Regions from separate parts of the Homo sapiens genome. Here region 2 is linked to region 1. Evidence: read pairs that join two places in POLR2A ChIA-PET (ENCODE). Cell type or tissue: OCI-LY7. All regions are shown on one strand.

Evidence for each region. Peaks named below come from ENCODE experiments on the same cell type or tissue, not always from the same donor. Only the 100,000 strongest peaks of a DNase experiment are listed, where the experiment ranks them.
Region 2: POLR2A ChIA-PET joins it to region 1 with 7 read pairs; 6 of 35 experiments call an interaction of 5 or more read pairs at or near these places.

Annotation. Positions count from the first base shown.
Region 1 is chr1:26,806,442-26,814,441 of GRCh38, reverse strand. No RefSeq gene overlaps it. Among named protein-coding and RNA genes, the nearest start is that of ZDHHC18, 16 kb to the left of the region's middle. In OCI-LY7, a CTCF peak has its summit at 4,221 (motif pointing left); a DNase peak (open chromatin) is centred at 4,211.
Region 2 is chr1:26,538,780-26,546,779 of GRCh38, reverse strand. All of the region lies in intron 2 of RPS6KA1 (ribosomal protein S6 kinase A1), which reads right to left. Among named protein-coding and RNA genes, the nearest start is that of MIR1976, 12 kb to the left of the region's middle. RefSeq lists enhancers at 153-202, 1,133-1,302, 3,801-4,445, 5,118-5,167, 5,178-5,227 and 1 more and silencers at 873-1,062, 4,688-4,737. In OCI-LY7, CTCF peaks have their summits at 4,557, 4,758 (motif pointing left), 7,696 and 7,900 (motif pointing left); DNase peaks (open chromatin) are centred at 1,019, 3,449, 4,769, 7,889 and 2 weaker places; H3K4me3 peaks cover 5,186 bases; H3K27ac peaks cover 7,703 bases.

The sequences.
Region 1 (8,000 bases):
GACAGAGTTTCGCTCTTGTTGCCCAAGCTGGAGTGCAATGATGCAATCTCAGCTCACTGCAACCTTTGCCTCCTGGGTTCAAGTGATTCTCCTGCCTCAGCCTCCCAAGTAGCTGGGATTACACGCATGTGCCACCATGCCCGGCTATTTATATATATATATTATATATATATAATTTTTTTTTTTTGAGACGGAGACTTGCTCTGTTGCCCAGGCTGGAGTGCAGTGGCGCGATCTTGGTTCACTGCAACCTCTGCCTCCTGGGTTCAAGCGATTCTCCTGCCTCAGCCTCCCGAGTAGTTGGGACTACAGGCGCATGCCACCATGCCCGGCTATTTTTTTGTATTTTTAATAGAGATGGGGTTTCACCCTGTTAGCCAGGATGGTCTCGATCTGCTGACCTCATGATCTGCCCGCCTTGGCCTCCCAAAGTGCTGGGATTACAGGTGTGAGCCACCGCGCCCGGCCTTAATTTTATATTTTTTTAGTAGAGACGGGATTTCACCATGTTGGTCAGGCTGGTCTTGAACTCCTGACCTCAAGTGATCCACCCACCTCGGCCTCTCAAAGGGCTGTGATTACAGGGGTGAGGCACCGCGCCCGGCCTCTTTCTCTTTTTAGAAAGACCCAAGTCCTATCGGATTAGGGTAGGCCCTATCTCTAGATACAGTCACATTGGAGGCTTAGGGCTTCAACATATGGATTTGTAGGGGGTGTGGAGGGTGGTCACAGTTCAATTCACAACACCCAGGTATGCAGTTTACTTCTAGTTTGCTGTCTTCACAGAGAGGGGGAAGGCCCAGAGGCATCTACTTGGCCTTTCCCACCATAAGGGCCCTTACTCTATGGGTCAGAGAGCCAACTGAACCCATGTTAGTTGTTAAATATGTCAATTCCACTTATAAATTCAGAAACTTGGGAGATAACCCCAAGATATGTCCAAAGAGGCCACCAAGAGCCCCTACTTTAACTGGTAGGCCACAGTGGCATTTTGGGTCCCCAGGAATTAGCATCAGTTCAGAGCCAATATTTAGTAATCCCCTAAAGGTCTGGATGTTTCCTTTTCCCCACCGCACAGTTGCTCTAGAAAAGGGTTATAGATGTTATGAAGAAAATTTGAGGGAAAATTTACCATATATATTTCGGCAGTGTTGCTGGGTCCTTTCTTAAGGGGACTTGGCCTCCCTTTCAATCAAGGGGCTCTAGGTCTGTTAACTGACTTAGGTCTAAAAACTGGATAAGAGGCCATGCTTCCCCATTGTTGGTGATTCAAATCTTATTTCTAGCCACTAGATTCTCACAAAGACTCTACTGCTCTTGATGGCAAATGCATCTACCTTGTCTTTGTCGGTTAAGCACTACTACTTGGCCTCTGATACTCTGAGATCCTCTCGTCTCCACTGAAACTAGGGAGCCCATCTCAATGGCAGAATTTCCAACTATCATTCTTGAATCACAGAGGAGAGTCCCCACAGAGCTTTCTGAGAATGCAGATGCTCCCCTCACCAATACATTTCTCAATGCTGGGGTGAACAGAGTGTCCTCTGGGCCCTCTTGGGAGACAGAGAGGACACAAAGTTCACATAGATAAATTTATTACAACATTCTTTTCTCTCTGGTCCTTTGAATTTTGTCCTCTCCAGTGAATTCTCCCCATCTTAGCCTCATTAAACATAGGTACTAGCTGGGCACAGTGGCTCACATTTGTAATCCCAGAACTTTGAGAGGCTGAGGCAGGTGGATCGCCTGAGCCCAGGAGTTTGAGACCAGCCCAGGCAACATGGCAAAATCCCGTCTCTACAGAAAAGACAAAAATTAGCTGGGCGTGGCTGGGTGCGGTGGCTCACGCCTGTAATCCAGCACTTTGAGAGGCAAAGGCGGGTGGATCACCAGAGGTCAGGAGTTTGAGACCAGCCTGGCCAACATGGTGAAACCCCGTCTCTACTAATAATACAAAAATTAGCCAGGTGTGACGGTGCATGCCTGTAACCCTAGCTACTTGGGAGTCTGAGGCAGGAGAATTGCTTAAACCTGGGAGGTGGAGGTTGCAGTGAGCTGAGATTGCGCCATTGCACTCCAGCCTGGGCGACAAGAGTGAAACTACATCCAAAAAAAAAAAAAAAAAAATTAGCTGGGCGTGGTGGCACACGCCTGTAGTCTCAACTACTCAGAAGGCTGAGGCAGGAGGCTTGCTTGAGCCTGGGAAGTCGAGGCTGCAGTGAGCTGAAATTGTACCAGCCCGGGCATCAAAGCAAGACCCTATCTCAAAAATAAATACATAAATAAAATAAAATAACAGAAATAACATTAAGTCAGATTTTCAGTCAACCAACCAAGTAAGCCATTAGAGCCACTTGCAGCTATGTGAAGTAACACTTTAAATTCAGAATCTCTGACAAGTGCATACACATCAATACATTTGGCTCAGTCCTGTGTTATATTTCATCCTTATAGGTCTAACATTCTAAGAATCCACTCCCATGTGTATTCCCCAGATTTCTGTCTATATGTCAGCAAAATCTTGAAATGATTGTGATGTGTAAGTTATTTCCTTCTGAGTCAGATTTTCTACTTGCCTCCTTGGAGAATGCTGAGATTGCATCCTAGTTGTGGGTCTGGTGGCAACAAGGGGTGGCTTGGGTGGATCTTGGGGAGAATGGCATATCTTTGCAAGGTATATATCCTGCCCCAGAAGTTATTACAAGATTTTTCAAGCAAGGGAAGCCAGGTTTCCTGAGACACAAGTCAACAAGATGCTTCTACTAGCAAAAGAAGCTCAAAGAGAAGGATAAATCTAAGATTTTCACATTTGTCTGAGTCAAATCAGATGTCCTTATTCCAAGTTTCAGGGTCCTACTCCTGAATCACAGGAAAGACTTAGTTAAACTGAATTCAGCTGATGGAATTCTGCAATATGCACAATTTTCATGTTTTATTTGTAGCAAATCAGTCTGGTGGCTACAGGAAATAAGAGATTATTTTATGGCTATTAGAGAAGCCCTACAGTTCTCTGACCACGAGTTCAGCTGAGAGTTTAAAGACCTGAGCTGGTAATTTTTTTTTTTTTTCCTGCAAGGCCCATGATGCAACTGGAAGAATCGGTCCCATATCATAGTCCCTATAGTCATTATCACTGCCATAACAGTTAGTGCAACCACCATTTGGGCCCCCGAGACACTTCCTTTGGTTGGCACTTCATCACAAATAACCACAGGCGATGATTTCATTAATTATGAGGCCACAGCATGCTATGGATCACATTCTCATTGGCAAGGAGCTCAGCACATTCAAACCCAATGACACAGCCAAGCTGATTTCCTAATCCCATCTTTTGGGGTCTTTTTCCTGGGGCCACTCCTAGTACCAATTTCTGTATCAGTCAGGGTCCAGGCAATGAGAGAGAAACCACATCAGTCACTGACAGAGAGAATTTAATATAAAGAATGGTTAGAATAGTTAACTAGGAATAAATTGTTAACTAGATAACTCTAAGGGTAAAAAGAAAACTAAGATATCATGGAGGCAGCAATAGACAGCAAGAAGCATCTGTAACTCCTCGGGCTAAGAGTACAAAGGCAAGAGTTTGGAATTACTCAAAGTTAAAACCTTAGAGGAGGGCCTCTGCAGAGCTGAAACTCGGACCTCTAAGTCTGATGCTCCATCTAGTCTTTGAGCTTGAAGAACTCAGACCTCTGAAGACAGGATACTACCCAGCTGGTGCTGGTGTCTCTGAGTGGAACACAATGGAACTGGTTTGGCAATTGTTGGGAAAAACTACAAAGTGGATTCAGCAGCTGCTACAAGAAGGACCTGCTACTGTCTGGGTAAAGGAGTGTTGCCAGAGTGACCCTTACAGGAATAGGAAGCAAAAAGAAGAGTCCCAGCTGGGCGCGGTGGCTCACACCTGTAGTCCCAGCACTTTGGGAGGCCGAGGCAGGCAGATCACCTGAGATCAGAAGTTCGAGACCAGCCTGGCCAACATGGCGAAACCCTGTCTCTACCAAAAATACAAAAATTAACCGGGCGTGGTGGCGGGCGCCTGTAGTCCCATCTACTCGGGAGGCTGAGGCAGGAGAATCACTTGAATCCAGGAGGCAGAGGGTTGCAGTGAGCCGAGATTGTGCCACTGCATTCCAGCCTGGGTGACGGGAGGGAAACTCCATCTCAAAAAAAAAAGTGTCCCTTCTTCTTCCTCTGGCTTCACTGTCTCCCTCTGGTGGCCCTTATTGGGAAAGCCAAACACAGAGCCTACCCAAGCAAAAACGTGATTTTCAGAGCCCCAGCTCCAGTATCTCATTGTAACGAATATGTGGGTGGGTTTGGAGCTGAGAGACAGTAACTTAATAACTAGCACTGTTTTTTTTTTTTTTTTTTTTTTTTTTTTTTTTTTTTTTGAGACAGAGTCTGGCTCTGTCTCCCAGGCTGGAATGCAGCGGCCCGATCTCGGCTCACTTCAACCTCCGCCTCCTGGGCTCAAGCAATTCTCCTGCCTCAGCCTCCCGAGTGGCTGGGACTACAGGCGTCCGCCACCACGCCCAGCTAATTTTTGTATTTTTAGTACAGACGGGGTTTCACCATATTGGCCAGGTTGTTCTCGAACTCCTGATCTTGTGATCCGCCCGCCTCGGCCTCCTAAAGTGCTGGGATTACAGGCGTGAGCCACCGCGCCCGGCCCTAGCACTGTTGTCTTTATAAAGTATTCCAAGAAAGAGGTGAGTTTAGGTGAGAATATGCTGGATTTCAACAGAAATAGAAAATAGAGAAAGAACAAAGATCATAGGTCTTTCAGGGTTGGAAAAGCTGACTGCTTCTGGACAACAAATAGTACAAAGTAAGATAGAAAAGGTTTTAGGGCAGGGCGCGGTGGCTCCTGCCTGTAATCCCAGCACTTTAGAAAGCCGAGGCAGAAGATCACTTGAGCCCAGGAGTTCAAGACCAGCCTGGGCAACATAGAGAAGTCCTGTCTCTACAAAAAAAATCAAAAATAAAAATTAGCCAGGCATGTTGGAGCATACCTATACTCCTAGCTACTTGGGAGGCTGAGGCAAGAAGATCACCTGAGCCCAGGGAGGTGGAGGCTGCAGTGAGCTGTGACTGTACCACTGCACTCCAGCCTGGGCAACAGAGTGAGACCCTGGCTCAAAAAAAAAAAATAAATAAATAAATAGAAAAGGTCTTGAACAACATGAATTTAAATATGCAATCTTTTTTTTTTTTTTTTAAAAACCACTGTCTGGCTCTGTTGCCCAGGCTGGAGTGCAGTGGCGCAATCTCAGTTCACTGCAACCTCTGCCTCCTGGGTTCAAGTGATTTTCATGCCTCAGCCTCCCAAATAACTGGGATTACAGGCACGTGCCATCACACCCAGCTAATTTTTGTGTTTTTAGTAGAAATGGGGTTTTGCCATGTGGCCCAGGCTGGTCTCAAATTCCTGGACTCAAGTGATCAGCCTGCATTGACCTCCCAAAATGCTGGGATTACAGGCATGAGCCACTGTGCCTGGCCTAAGGATGCAATCTTTCTAAGGTAAATACCAGGTTAAGAGTGTGGCCTGCATGGCCAGGTGCAGTGGTGGCATGTGCCTGTAGTTCCAGCTAATTAGGGGGCTGAAGTAGAAGGATTGCTTGAGCCTGGGAGGTTGAGGCTGCAGTGAGCTGTGATCACACCACTGCACTCCAACCTGGGTGACAGCATGAGACCCTGTCTCAAAAACAAAAAAAAAAAAAAGCAAAAACTATAAAACTCTTAGAAGAAAACATAAGGAGAAAACTGCATGACATCAGATTTGGCAATGATTTTGAAAAGGCAACTCACAGAATAGGAGAAAATTTTGCAAATCATGTATCAGATAAGGGATTAATACCTAAAATATATAAAGAACTCCAACAACTCAACAACAATAAAAAAAAACAAAACCCCAAAACAGGTAAGGTTAGGAATAGATATTTCTCCAAAGACATACAAGTAGCCAATAAGCACATGAAATGATACTCAATACCACTAATCATCAGGAAAATTTAAATCAAAATACCACTTTACACACACCAAGGTGGCTAGAATTAAAAAACAGAAAATAACAAATGTTGGTGAGGATATACAGAAATTGGGACCCTTTTGCATTGCTGGTGGGAATGTAAAATGCGCAACTGCTGTAGAAAAACAGTATGGCCATTCTTCAAAAAAGCAAACATGGAACTACCATATAATCCAGCAATTCTACTTCTGGCTGTATACACAAAAGAACTGAAAGCAGAGATTTGAACAGATATTTTTATATCTGTTATATAAAATATTCATAACAGCACTATTCATTATAGCCACAAGGCAGAAGCTATCCAAATGACCATTGACAGATGAATGGATAAACAAGATGTACTACAATGGAATATATGCAGCCTTAAAAAGAAATTCTGGTGGCCGGGCTCGGTGGCTCACACCTATAATCCCAGCACTTTGGCAGGCTGAGGTGGGCGGATCACGAGGTCAGGAGATCGAGACCATCCTGGCTAACACAGTGAAACCCCATCTCTACTAAAAATACAAAAAAAAAAAAAAAATTAGCCAGGCGTGGTGGCAGGCACCTGTAGTCCCAGCTACTCAGGAGGGTGAGGCAGGAGAATGACATGAACCCGGGAGGTGGAGCTTGCAGTGAGCCGAGATCGCGCCAGTGCACTCCAGTCTGGGCGACAGAGCGAGACTCCGTCTCAAAAAAAAAAAAAAAAAAAAAGAAAGAAATTCTGATGCAAGCTACAATATGGATGAACCCTGAAGACCTTATGCTAATTGAAATAAGCCAGACACAAAAGGACAAATATTTTATGATGCCACTTATATGAGGTACCAAGAGTAGTCAAGTTTATAGAGACAGAAAATAGAATGGCAGTTGCCAGGGGTTGGAGAGCAGGGGGAATGTGAAGTTATTGTTTAATGGGTACAGTTTCAGTTTGGGAAGATAAAAAAGTTCTGGGCTGGGCATGGTGGCTGATGTCTGTAATCCCAGCACTTTGTGAGGCCAAGGTGGGTGGATCACTTGAGGTCAGGAGTTCAAGACCAGCCTGGCCAGCGTGGCAAAACCCTGTCTCTACTAAAAATACAAAAAATTAGCTGAGTGTGGTGGTGGGCACCTGTAGTCCCAGCTACTCGGGAAGCAGAGGCAGGAGAATCGCTTGAACCCAGGAAGCGGAGGTTGCAGTGAGCCAAGATCGTGTTACTCCACTGCAGCCTGGGCGACAGAGCAGGACTCCGTCTCAAAAAAAAAAAAAGTTATGGAGATAGGTAGTGGTGTTAGTTGCACAACAATGTGAATGTACTTAATGCTACAGAACTAACACTTAAAAAGTTAAGATGGTAATTTTGTTAGATACATTTTAGTGCACATACATACACAGTCTGACTAGTTGAGACTTAAAATAACTTTAGGCTCCCTTGTTTTCACCAGTAGGAAGTGGCTTGGTGACACCTGAGCATTCTCCAAGGAGAATGGTCATAATTCGCAAAGGAGAAGGTCATAATCCCCAAAGCCAATCTCAGATGTGGCCATGAAGAATAATCAACAAGGAAGAAGTCAGGCCTGTAGTAGTTGTGTGCCTGTAGTAGTTGGGGCTACTTGGGAGGATAAGGTAGGCAGATTGCGTGAGTCTAGGACTTTCAGGCTGCAGTGAGCTATGATCCTGCCACTGCACTCCAGCCTGGACAACAGAGTGAGACCCTGTCTCTTCAAAATAAAATTTTAAAAAGGCAAGGAAGAACTTCCTAGAAAGTCACATCCAGGAGCCATGGAGTACAATGGACAAAAGAGTCCATCCCAGGCCGGGTACAGTAGCTCACGCCTGTAATCCCAGCACTTTGTGAGGCCAAGGCAGGGGGATCACGAGGTCAGGAGTTCGAGACCAGCCTGGCCAACATAGTGAAACCCCGCCTCTATTAAGAATATAAAAATTAGCTGGGCATGGTGGCGCATGCCAGTAGTCCCAGCTACTCGGGAGGCTGAGGCAGGAGAA
Region 2 (8,000 bases), 270 kb after region 1:
CAGCAGATGGAACCTAAAGGCCCAATAGACGACTTCCCTGAAGGGCTAGCCTCCAGGGTCATCGATTTCAAAAGAGCCTCAAAGTCTGGGGAGGTCAAACCAGAACAGGCACCGCTCCTATTGCTCACGATGCTCTGGCCTGGTTAGGCCCAAAGGGATGCCCAGGCATGGCCAGGCTGAGTCAACCCCAGGCTCTGGCTGAGACCCAGAGACCTGCCCCAGGTCCGCCCGTGGGGCTTCCCTCCCCCTGTTGTTTTAGTGTTGCCACAATAGGAAGTAGGCTTGTTCTCATATGGGGAGGTAGAGCTGGGCCTTCGTTCCTGGTCAGGATGGGATGAGGGGATCCCTCTGGTCAGCAGGACAGGGCTGACGTGCACAAAGACCCAAGAGTCACCCAAACTCCCCCATCAACTAGGTAAGTGCTGGCCTGGGGCAGGTCAGAGTTAAGGCCAAAGACTGCATGGCTCAACTTCCCAAACTTCCCTCATACAAACCTACTGGAAGCCCCTTGCCAGGTCCTAGCCTTTCCAGGACTCTACCCTCCCTCCAATCTGCTGCCATTGCCTTGAAGCCCTGAAGTGCCTCCTCACTTCCCCAGGAAGCAAGTCTGGGCAGGGTCCAGTCACCCTGCAGGGCCAGGCCTGGGCCAGGACAGCCCAAAGCCAGCTTATGTTAAGCTGGCTTCCCAGGCACCTGCTGCAAGGGACACAGCCAGGTCAGGACCAGACATTCGGGCACACTCACCGAGTCCCGCTGGGGGCCAGAGCCAGGGCCAGGGACAGGCAGAGAGGTCTGGCTGATCCTGGGCCGCTGCTTCCTGGGAAGCCAGGGGATCAGGGCCCAGAGCCGCAGACGGGGCGGCTTGGGATCCTGCTCCATCCGCCCAGCAGGGCCACGGCACCATGGCAGGAGCAGGCAGAGTCCGGGGCTGCCGCAGTGGTGGCCGGGACCAAGGCGGATGTGCAGGGTAAGGGCGGGGGCTGGGCCTGGCCCAGGGCAGCCAATCACTCAGGGCCTGTGGTTTCCCAGCACCAGGCCTACACCCTCACCACGTTCCCTTCCTCTCTCTCCCCCTCTCCTCAGAGCCTGAGGGCTGCCCTCTGGCCGTTCCCCCATCCTCCCTGTGGGCCTACAAAGGGAAAGTCCCCTGCCAATGCAGCTGCTGAGCAGACTGGTACCCAACAGCAGAGAGGTACCCAATAGCAAACAGGTACCCAACAGACAAAGACAGGTGCCTGATATGTGGAGGCAGACGAAGAGAGACACCCAACAGGCAGAAGCAGGCACCCAACAGGTGGAAACAGGTAAGAATGGCATCCATCATGCCTGTAATCCCAGCACTTTGGGAGGCTGAGGCGGGCGGATCATGAGGTCAGGAGATCGAGACGATCCTGGTTAACATGATGAAACCCTGTCTCTACTAAAAATACAAAAAAAAAAAAAATTGGCCAGGCGTGGTGGTCAGCTCCTGTAGTCCCAGCTATTCGGGAGCTGAGGCAGGAGAATGGCATGAACCTGGAAGGCGGAGCTTGCAGTGAGCCGAGATAGCGCCACTGCACTCCAGCCTGGGTGGCAGAGCAAGACTCCATCTCAAAAAAAAAGAAAAAGAAAAAGAAAGAATGGCATCCAACAGGCAGGGGCAGGAGAGAACACATACCCAACAGGCAGGGATGGAGGATAAGGACACGCACCCAACAGGCAGAGGCAGGAGGAATTCATATCCAATAGAAAACAGATGGAGACACGTACCTGACAAGGGGAAGCAGGAGGGGACTCATATCTAACAGACAGAGGTGGACAGAGACTCATCCCCAATGTGTGTAGGCAGATAGGGACACAAGCCCAACAGCCAGAGACAGATGGGGACATATACCCAATAGGTAAAGACAGATGGGGACATGTACCCAACAGGCAAAGGCAGGAGGAACACATCTCCAATAGGCAGAGACAGAAGAGAATACCAACCCAACAGGCAATGACAGAAGGGGACATAAACCCAACAGGCAGGCTGGGCGTGGTGGCTCACGCCTGTAATCCCAGCACTTTGGGAGGCCGAGGCAGGTGGATCACGAGGTTAGGAGATCGAGACCATCCTGGCTAACACGGTGAAACCCCGTCTCTACTAAAAATACAAAAAATTAGCTGGGCGTGGTGGTGGGCACCTGTAATCCCAGATACTTGGGAAGCTGAGGCAGGAGAATGGCTTGAACCTGGGAGGGGGAGGCTGCAGTGAGCCAAGATCGCACCACCGCACTCCAGCCTGGGCGACAAAGTGAGACTCCGTTTCAAAAAAAAAACCAACAGGCAATGACAGAAGGGGACATGTATCCAAAAGGCAGAGACAGATGGTGACACAAACCCAACAGGCAAAGACAGAAGGGGACAGGTATCCAACAGGCAGAGACAGATGAAGACATAAACCCAACAGGCAGAGACAGAAGGGGACATGAACAACAGGCACCTAACATGTGACATGTACCCAAAAGGTGAAGTCAGGCACTTATCAAGTGGAGACAGAGATTGGAACCCAACCACAGACAGAGGTAGGCAGCAAAGAGAGACAGCGGGAGAGTCAGCGAGCCCCAAGCAGACTGACAATACCTAGGGCAGATAGGTCTGACACCTGGCAGACACACGGGCAGGCAGCAGGGCAGGGATCCCCAGGAAGGGGTTAAGGGCAGAGCTGTGGGTTCTTGCTGCTGTACCTGGGGTGGGGAAAGAGATGAGGGGAGACAATCTGCAAACTCCCACCACTCAGGAGAGGACTCTCGTATTTCTTGCAGACCCACCTCTGAGATCTCCCATTTCCCTAGGATTTTCCTCCTATGCCAAGACCTGAGGGGGACCCAGACAGTAGCTGAGAGGACTATCTCCTGAGTGCAATCTGATGTCTTTGACTCTGATCATATCCTAAAAACTGTTATCCTCATTCCAGGAATAGGAAACTGAGGCCCAGAAGACAGTGACTCACCAAGGCTCAAAGCAAACAGTGGCAGAGGTAGCTTGGACCCAGGCGCCTCCCTGCTTACTGCCTGGCCTGGGGTCAGCAGGCATCAAATGCCAGGAAAGTGTGGGCAGGTCAATCAGCCAGAGCCACGTCCTGCCCACCCACATCTGCCTAAAACCCCTTCTCCTTCAGTACTAGGGTCCGTCTGTGACCTCCCACTGTAGGTCCTGGCCCTCGGAGACACAATCTTATCTTCAGGGGAAGATACCTAACCCTTCCTGACAGATGGAGGAGTGGGTGGAACAGCCCCACAAAAACACCACAAAACTGCAGTCAAATCAGACCCCTGAGTGTAACCTCCTGGCGGGACAGGCAGAAAGCCTGGCTCAAAGAGGGACTAAGAGGGGGCCAAGCCCACATGGCAATACCTGCACACCCCACCCTGAGATCTGAACCTCCACCTCACCTGTCTGCCTCTGACTGAGAGCACTCCCTGGGGACAGAGACAGGAAACCACCCAGAAATCCCAAGGGACAGAGCCACCCCCAAACCCATTCCTTGCCCAGTCATGGTGACAGACACCGCTGGAGGCAGGCGACTCTTCTGCTCACCTTTCTGGGACAGGGAACCAAGTCTCTCTCAACCCTGGGGAAATCTGCTGGGGTCTGCATGGTGGGGCTCAAGCCGGTGACCAGAGGGCCCCGTTACTCTTCCTACTTCTGCTTTTTTTAGCCTTCCTGGCCCAGAAGGCAGGGTCTCTGGCCCCCCTCCTTCTCACTTCCCCCTCTGCAGGGAGGAGGGGCAGATGATGGGTCAGGCTCCTCTATAGAGGAGGGGACACTGCAGACCCCAAGCCCATGACCCCAGGGAAGGCCCAGGGGCACACCTCTCCCTATGTCCTCTGACTCTAAGGAGGAGAGACAAGAGCAGAGACAAAAGTCACAAGGCGATAACGCAGTGTCACAGTGGGCATATCAGCACCCGCAAACATCCACGTGAGGGGAGGACCTGAGAGAATGTGGGGCAAAAGTCAGCAAAGGCCACTGTCCGACTGTCCAGTCCAGAGCTTAGATACTGTGTCCCACCCCTCCATAGCATCCTTCCCATGGCTATGCCCACCCACAATGGCAGCCCAGAAAGCAGGCACCAGTGGCCCCCCTCCGGTCCTGCCCTGCTCAGCTGCCCCGAAGAAGGCTGCCAGTCCCAAGCCCCAGGATGGGTAAGGCGGGCAGAAAGCCTGACCAAGGACCTCACAGAGGTCTGAGAGGAGGAGCAGGCAGCTATGGGGCAGGGGTTGACCAGGCCCAGCCCCTTTCTACGTGGCCTCATTTCATCACTCATACCAGCACAGCACAGGCACTGACATGCACACACACACACTCAGGCCGATGATCGGAAACCCTGTCCGCAGACAACCCCTATGCAGAAACACATGCCCCCACGCACACACGGACTTCCCCTTCCCTGTCCTTGCAGAGTCTCTGCGGGTGGATGGCTGCCGGGAGATTGTGAAAGATGCCTCCCTCAGCCAAGCCTCTCATTGCTCTCCAGCTTCCTCAGACAGGGGTTTGGAGGCTGGGGCAGCTCTCGGAAGCCCCAAAGCTCACCCTCCCTACCAACCCCTGGTCCCTCAGATGCAAAGAAGGTAGAGAGGTAGCTACTTTGTGGGAGGAGACTCTCCAGATACGGGCTGAGATAAACCAAGGGGCCTAGTCCACACGAGCCTCTGTGGCCAGCAGGGTACCAGAAGGGGCAACAGGAAGGAAACAGTCTCAGAACTGCCTTTGCTGAAGGCTGTGTGGGCCCTGAGGCCTCTGGTGGCGGGCGGGGGGAGGACAGCCACCAGCCCACATCCCTTGGTCCCTGCCCCATCCCCCGCATAGGGACTTCCTCTTTATTTACTTCCTCCTACAGGGCAGCTGGAAGAGAAGCCCAGAGCCCCCAGGCCTGATCCGTGGTCTCTAGGGTTCCCACCCTGCCAGCTGTAGCCAAGCCCACCTGCCAATCCTGGCCCTAACGGACACCAAAAGCCCCTTCCCCAGCTGGCAGCATTTGCAGGGCCCTTCCAGGCGCTACCCCCTCCCTCAGTGGGACAGATGTCCTCAGACACATCTCCCAGCGTGCCTCCAGGCAGGTGAGGAGGGGTCCACAGCTCCCTGGCAGCCTTGAGGGGGAGCTGGCCTCCAACACTAGGTCAGGACTGGCATGGAGAGATGATGGTAAGTGTGCCTCCTACTGATTGAGCAGTTGCTGCACGCACACAGCCTTTTTTTTCTTTGAGAGGGAGTCTCACTCTGCTGCCCAGGCTGGAGTGCAGTGGTGAGATCTCAGCTCACTGCAACCTCCGTCTCCTGGGCTTAAGTGATTCTCGTACCTCAGCCTCCCGAGTAGCTGGGACTACAGGCACACTCCACAATGCCTGGCTAATTTTTTGTATTTTAGTAGCGACAGGGTTTCATCATGTTGCCCAGGGTGGTCTCAAACTCCTGAGCTCAGGCGATCTGCCCGCCTCGGCCTCCCAAAGTGCTGGGATTACAGGTGTGAGGCACTGTGTCCGGCATTTTTTTTTTTTTTTTGAGACAGAGTCTCACTCTGTTGCCCAGGCTGGAGTGCAGTGGCATAATCATGGTTCACTGCAGCCTCTTGGGCTCAAGCGATCCTCCCACCTCAGCCTATGGAGTAAGCTGGGAGGACAAGTGCGTACCACCACATCTGGCTAATTTTTAAAAAATTTTTTGTAGAGGGCCGGGCGCGGTGGCTCATGCCTGTAATCCCAGCACTTTGGGAGACCGAGGTGGGCGGATCACCTGAGGTCGGGAGTTCGAGACCAGCCTGACCAACATGGAGAAACCCCGTCTCTACTAAAAATATGAAATTAGCCGGGCATAGTGGCATATGCCTGCAATCCCAGCTACTACGGAGGCTGAGGCAGGAGAATCGCTTGAACCTAGGAGGCGGAGGTTGTGGTGAGCCAAGATCGTGCCATTGCACTCCAGCCTGGGCAACAAAAGTGAAACTCCATCTCAAAAAAAAATTTTGTTTTTTGTAGAGGATGGGTCTCCCTGTGTTGCCCAGGCTTGTGTTGAACTCCTGGCTGGGCATAGTGGCGTGCGCCTGTAGTCCCAGCTACTCCGGTAGCTGAGGTAGGAGGATCACTTGAGCCTAGGAGGTCAAGGCTACAGTGAGCTGTGGTTGTACCACTGCACTCCAGCCTGGGCAACAGAGGGAGGCCCTGCCTCAAAACAAAAACAAAACCAAAAAACCACAACTATCCTGAGACAGCCATAATCAAGGTGTTGTGGGTGCCCAGAGGTGGTGACTATTTGCCAGTGCATGAAGTCAAGAAAGACCTTCCAGAGAGGGGCAGCCCAGCTGGGTCCTGAGGATGAACAAATGTTGGCCAGGCAGAAAGGAGGAAAAAAAGACACTCCAGGTAGAGAAAGACCTGTGTGACCAAGGGGCTTAAGGCCAGGAGGGTAGAGTGGGAAGTCAGGAAGAGCTGGCCACTCACTAGCTGGGTGCTCCCGGGCAAATCTGTTTCCCTGTCTGAACCTCGGTTTCCTCCTCTGTAAAATGAAGGTTAGAACAATATGCTCCACTCTCAGATTGTTTCTAGAAGCAAAATGGGCCACAGAGACAAGGGGATGTTGGAAACAGAACTTCTCCCAGGTTTACTTAGTCTTACTGCTGTGGGGTCTCCCCTGGGCAGGCTGAAGGGACAGAGCCCAGCCACAGGGCCCCAGGTACTAGGAGGGTGGCTGGCCTTCTCTGACCAGGCCAAGGGAAGTTCCTCCCAACACCTGAGGCTGCCCAAGGCTCCCTGAAGTCCACAGTCACATCCTGCCTAAGCTCTGGCCAGGGGAGCATGAGGGATCCGGGAGGGATCAGGGTTTCATAAACAGGAAGAGAGGAGGGGAGGGGAGACGCTCAGCTCTCAAAATAGACCTGCAGGCGCTTCAAAGGGGTCCAGCTCCGGAGATAGCTGGGGGAGGGGGCCTGGGATGCCCAGTCCACTCCCAGAAGGGAGGGAGGGCAAATGGAGCCCCGGTGTGCCTTAGGGTACCACGTGCACCTAGGTGCTGAGGGGATCCAGAGAGTTCTCACCCTGGATGGCTATCCACACTATTGCTGCTAAAAGCCAAATCCCAAATCCCAAATCCCGCTTTCTGCCTGAAATGAATAAAATAAACAAGCATTAAACAGCAACATTGTGCCACAAGCCCTGTTAGATACTTTAATTTATATGTACCACATTCTCTTTTCCAGGTAGCCCTGAGAAATAGGCTTTATTCTCCTTTCATTTTTCAGGAAAGAACCCGAGCCTCAGCAAGGCAAATGACTTGCCCAAGGTTACAAGGCAAATAAAAAATAGGTGCAGGATTCTGAACTCAGAATCCCTGACTCTCTTCCCTGCCTCTTTGCCACCTGGAAGGCCCAATTCTTTCTCCAGCTGCCCAAATCCTGCCTTTTGAGTCCCAGCCAAATGCCAGTTCCGCAGGGAACATGGCCTGTGCCCTAGAGCCCACCCCAACTCTTCTTCCTCGGCCATGCACGGCAATGACCATGTCTCTGGTCCACACTCAGCCCTGAACTCAGATGCCATCAGCTGGGTTCCCGGGGACGTGCTCATCTCGTCATGCTACGGAGAGAAATGTGGGCACCTGGAAGGTGGTGGTATACGTCTCTGCCCAACATGGGCCTAGCACAGAGCAGAGGTTCTATGTGCCCACAGCTGTGCTCTTGCCCCATCATAGCGCCTACCACATGGCTTTCCTGTCTCTACCCTCTGCCCAAAGATTGGAAGCTTCTCGAAGGTGGGGGATATTGACTTCATTTTAGGCCCTCCTGTGAACAACAGGGTGCACCGAATGTCTGATTAGGATAAAGTGGCCCATTGCCAGCTCATTCCACTGCACAAAGTGATGAGGTCCGGACCACAGGTTGAGCGCCCCCTGGTGTATTAAGCCCAGAAGTGGGCATTAGGGACACTGGTGGCTGGGACAACAGATGGATGAGCAGGTGCCCAGGACTGGTCCCACTTGGAATCACAGAA